Regions from separate parts of the Homo sapiens genome. Here region 1 is linked to region 2. Evidence: read pairs that join two places in POLR2A ChIA-PET (ENCODE). Cell type or tissue: A673. All regions are shown on one strand.

Region 1 (2,500 bases), 240 kb before region 2:
TGCCACTCTGGCTCAGACTCAGCCCTCTGGGCCTCAGCATACTCATCTGTGAAATGGAAGGATGCAACTGCATTCACTGCAAACTCTGCTCAAAAGAGGGGCTCAGTCAGGGGCCCCTTTTGGGAGGTCATCTGGGTTGGCCATGAATTCCACATGTGTGACAGGGTGTAGTGGGGAGGTGATCAAATCTGTGCGCCTGGGACTTGTCAGACAGAGTCTCCCACAGTGGGTGGGCATTGTAGTCAATGAAACCCACCTGTGGGGTGGGTGGGGCGGAAGGCATTCGTTGAGTCACAGCAAACCCTAGAACCAATCCAGCCTCCAGATCTTTAGCCACGTTGTTCCCTCTGCCTGGAATGCCGCTTCCCAACTCCTACTCATCCTTCAAAGCCCTTTTCAAATAACCCACCCTCAGGCTGGGCGCCGTGGCTCACGCCTGTAATCCCAGCACTTTGGGAGGCCGAGGCAGGTGGATCACGAGGTCAGGAGATCGAGACCATCCTGGCTAACATGGTGAAACCCCGTCTCTACTAAAAATACAAAAAGTTAGCCTGGCATGGTGGTGGGCACCGGTAGTCCCAGCTACTCGGAAGGCTGAGGCAGGAGAATGGCATGAACCCAAGAGGCGGAGCTTGCAGGGAGCCGAGATCCTGCAACAGATCTGGGCGACAGAGCAAGACTCCGTCTCAAAAAAAAAAAAAAAATAACCCATCCTCTAGGATGCCTCTGTTGACCCTTCTGGCCTCCTCCAACCCCAACTGTGACCCCACAGGGCTGGTTAGGGGCTAGGGTGACTTGTGCCTGAGGACAGTGGGGAGGATGAGTTCTGTGCAAAGGGGCTGGAAGAGTTGGGTACATGGGAGGGAACTAAAAGAGGTGGCTGTGGCTGGAAGAAGTGAGCTCAAGAGAAAGGGAGGTGAGATTGAAGAGACTGAGGGCCTCTGGCAGCTGGGGTAGATTGTCCAGAGGCTATGGGAGCCACAGGGGAGTTTGCAGCTCACTGTGGGGAGGGATGTGACTTCATACCCCTCAAACTTCCATGTAGCCACCATGTGCCCTGGAGGGCTATTTCTAGGCACAGATGTTTAAAAACCAGATTAACCCAGCCGGGCGCCGTGGCTCACACCTGTAATCCCAACACTTTGGGAGGCAGAGGTGGGTGGATTACCAGAGGTCAGAAGTTCAAGACCAGCATGGCCAACATGGTGAAACCCCGTCTCCACTAAAAATACAAAAAATTAGCCGGGTGTGGTGGCAGGCACCTGTAATCCCAGCTACTCAGAGGCTGAGGCAGGAGAATCACTTGAACCCAGGAGGTGGAGGTTGCAGTGAGCCAGGATCACACCATTGCACTCCAGCCTGAGTGACAGAGCAAGACTCCATTTCAAAAAAAAAAAAAAAAAAAACTTAACCCACCCATGTGGACTCAGCCCAGCCAGGAGTGACTCAGATGTGGTTCACCGGCTTCTCTGAGAGTCAGACAAAAGTCTCAAAACTTCTCCTCAAATCTCTCATCTGTCCCAAATGCTGTCTCCCCACCCTGTGGGTACCCACCACTCAAGACCCCAACTCCACCTCACCAAACGTTTAGTTCTTTCTCACTCCAAGCCTTGGCTTTCTCTAAGCCCTCCTCACGTGGGGTTCCCTCTGCTGAGAACACAGCCTTCCTCATTCTGCACACCCTGGCTTCAATGTTCCCTCTCCAAGAAGCCCTTTCTGACCTCTTTGGCTGGTCTGGGCTCCGAAAGCACCTTGAACCTTCCTCCTCACAGCTCTGCCTGCAGGTCCCTAGTCAAGGGTTAGAATTTCATAACGGCCGGAACTGTCTTTGCACAGATCAAGCACACAATAGGTGCTCAATAAATGCTTGTTAAGTGAATGAATGAGGCATGAGACCCCAAAACTTACTGATGTGCCCCTACCTAAAAAAAAAAAAAATTCAAATGGATAGATGTGTATAATTTTTTTTTTTGAGACAGAGTCTTGCTCTGTTGCCAGGCTGGAATGCAGTGTGCGATCTCCGCTCACTGCAATCTCCGCCTCCCGGGTTCAAATGATTCTCCTGACTCAGCCTCCCGAGTAGCTGAGACTACAGGTGCATGCCACCACACCCAGCTAATTTTTGTATTTTTAGTAGAGACAGGGTTTCACCATGTTGGCCAGGATGGTCTTGATCTCTTGACCTCATGATCCGCCTGCCTCGGCCTCCCAAACTGTTGGGACTACAGGCCTGAGCCACCGTGCCTGGCTGCTTAATTTTTTTCTTTTCTTTTTTTTTTTTTTTTGAGACAGAGTCTCACTCTGTTGCTGAGGCTAGAGTGCCGTGGTGCAATCTCCGCTCACTGCCACCTCCACCTCCCGGGTTCAAGCGATTCTCCTGCCTCAGCCTCCCAAGTATCTGGGATCACAGGTGCCCGCCACCAGGCCCGGCTAATTTTTGTATTTTTAGTAAAAACAGGGGTTTCACCATGTTGATCAAGCTGGTCTCGAACTCTTGACC
Region 2 (2,500 bases):
AATAGGGCTGGCTTGCCTGGGCCCCCACTGTCTTCCCTGAACCCCAGCAGACCTCAGCATGGCCCTGGCTCCTGGGGCTTCCCTGCAGTCAGAGCTGGGGCCTGGGCCCCATTCCTCTCTGCATGTTAGCCCCTTCTGCGGCCTCAGTTCCCCACAAGGCTCTGGGCCTCCGGCCCCCAGTGCTGGCCTGGCACATTGACTGCAAGTGGCACCGGGCACTCCAGACAGGCAGGGAGAGGACCAGGTGCAGGAACATAGGGTGCCAGGTGCCAGGCACACAGGGCAAATCTGATGGGGCCTGGGGCAACAGGGTCCCCTCCCCTGGCTTCTACAGCTTGAGCCCCCTCGACACCCCATGAGGGTGAGGCGGGTGTGGGGCCAGTACTTAGAGCCCCGGCAACGCCCTCCTGCCTGGGCACCTACCTGGGGTGTCTGCTGGGGCTCCGGGGGTGGCATGGGTGGCAGGTGCACAGTCTGGAAGCTGGGCCCGGGGCTTGTCCTCAGCCGCCCTCTCCTTGTCTTTGTGCTTCTTGGACTTCTTCTTGGGCTTGCTGCGCGAGGGGCTGCCGTGTGGCCTGCTGGGCTGGGCACAGTCCGTCAGCAGGGGCAGGCCGAGGCGCACAGTGGGGGCTGGGGCAGCCGCCTCTCCGTGCTCACAGTCTCGGCCGCTGTGGCCCAGGTCATTGCTGACATCGGCCAGGGGGTCGTGGGCCCTCGGGGGCTCCAGCCGCGGGGGCAGGTGAGTGCTGGAGCTGAGGGTGTCCGTGCTGGCTGGTGGGCCCGGGGTGGGCAGCAAGGCCTCACGGCCATTGGGCACGCCCAGCTTCCCGTTGACGGCAGGCTGAGCTCTCTGAGTGAAGTGCGATATCCGGGGTTTCTTGTTGGCTAGGGGGTCGATGAAATCAGGAGGCTGCAGCCGCTTCTGGAGAGGAGCAGAGATCATTTTAGAGGGGAGCACAGAGTGGCTGAGCAGCAACAGGCAATCCCCTGGCCTGGCTAGAAAACCCAACGCCGCCTGCAAGGCCCACGCTGGCCACATGGGGGCGCCCGAGCACCAAGTCAGGTCCCAGGTGCCGCTCAGGGTGGCCTCAGCTGGGGCCCATCAGCCTGCTGGGATCGATGCAGGGGGAGGGCAGGGCCCAGTGTGTGAGCGGGCCACCCCTGGGGACTGGTCTAAAGCGCTGCTGTGCTCAGCATGCTTCCCCAGTGATAACTGTGACACAGGAGCAGGAAGCCCAGGGTTGAGCCCACATCAGGGAGCCGCCCCCCGTCCCAGGTTCCGCACTGTGACACTGGGGTGCTGCGGCCACACTGGCAGGAATCTGCCCCCAACCCCAACCCGACAGCTTCCCCCTTGGTCCCTGGGCGGAGGGAGGCGGCTCAACTTGGAGCAGCTCATGCTCCAAAGAGCTGGTGAGGAAGGTGACAAGGGTTACTGATGCAGCACAGAGTGCCCTGCAGGTGCTTGGGACAGTCACCCCAGGCATGCCTCACTTACCTGTGGGGGCGAGGCCGAGCGCCCACGCTCGCCTGGGGGGCTGGAGGCAGCAGGGTCTCCAAGGAGGCTGCCAGTGCTCTGTGGCTGGCACAGCTTCCTGCGAAGGAGAGGCAGGGCTAGGTCAGAAGGTGCTGAGGGGGCCTAGGGGCCCCAGGCCTGTATCCACATGGGGGCCCGGTGGAGATGCCTCAAGGAAGGGACCCCCCTCCTCCCAAATCCAGAGCAGGGCCAAGGGGTCACAGGAGCCTGGGCCTGAGGCCATCCTGCCCCCGACTTCACCCAAAGGAGGACTTCCCCACTCACTGTCCCCCTGAGCCCAGAGGAGGATCACTTTGTGTAGGTGCCTGCTACCGGAGAGACCAGGGACACACGCTAGGGTGCTGGACCCTGCTTTTAAAGACAGCTGTTCATCCTGTTCAGAACGCTCACTGCAGAAACTGTCCAAAATGCAGAAGAGAACGGAGGGCCCTGGCCTAGGATGAGACAGCCTTCCTGGAAGCCCAGGTCACAGCAGGATCTGGAGGGCGGCAGAGTGGCCACCAGCTTGACTAGGTGATGCAGCTGGGGAAGAAGGGAAGAAACACCCCAGTGCATGCCCCTTCTCCCGCTCCATGTGATCTGGGCAAGTGGAATCCCCCACCCCCGCCAGCAACCCTGCAGCTTATGGGTATCCTCTCTGACCCAACTGTTCAATTCCCGGGGGCTGTGCCATCTCAGGGCAGCCTAGCGCCCCTCCAGGCCCTGCAGAGAGACTTAAGTCCAGGGCCGTGGCCATTCTGCCAGCCAGTGACACCCAGAGCCCATCTCCCTAACAAATGGGCTAGGCTACAGACCACTGCAGGTGTCACTTCCCTGGTGGCCTGAGAGGAGAGCCATGTGGACATAAACAGAACTCCCAGTTAAAGACAGAAAACTGAGAACAGGCATTTGCATCCACTGGACAGGCAAGGCAGAGACAAAAGGAGGAGTGAAGACACCGGAAAGCATAGCAGAAGCATGAGT

The links. Peaks named below come from ENCODE experiments on the same cell type or tissue, not always from the same donor. Only the 100,000 strongest peaks of a DNase experiment are listed, where the experiment ranks them.
Region 1: POLR2A ChIA-PET joins it to region 2 with 7 read pairs; 2 of 35 experiments call an interaction of 5 or more read pairs at or near these places.

What each region holds. Positions count from the first base shown.
Region 1 is chr19:18,213,563-18,216,062 of GRCh38, forward strand. The region is part of intron 12 of PDE4C (phosphodiesterase 4C); the gene reads right to left. Among named protein-coding and RNA genes, the nearest start is that of RAB3A, 11 kb to the left of the region's middle. In A673, no CTCF peak of the experiment used is centred here; no DNase peak of the experiment used is centred here.
Region 2 is chr19:18,450,054-18,452,553 of GRCh38, forward strand. It overlaps ELL (elongation factor for RNA polymerase II), which reads right to left. Exons shown (of 12, transcript NM_006532.4): 7 at 1,499-1,595; 8 at 424-922. Among named protein-coding and RNA genes, the nearest start is that of ISYNA1, 13 kb to the left of the region's middle. RefSeq lists enhancers at 143-949, 950-1,756. In A673, a CTCF peak has its summit at 1,037 (motif pointing right); a DNase peak (open chromatin) is centred at 1,048; H3K27ac peaks cover 621 bases.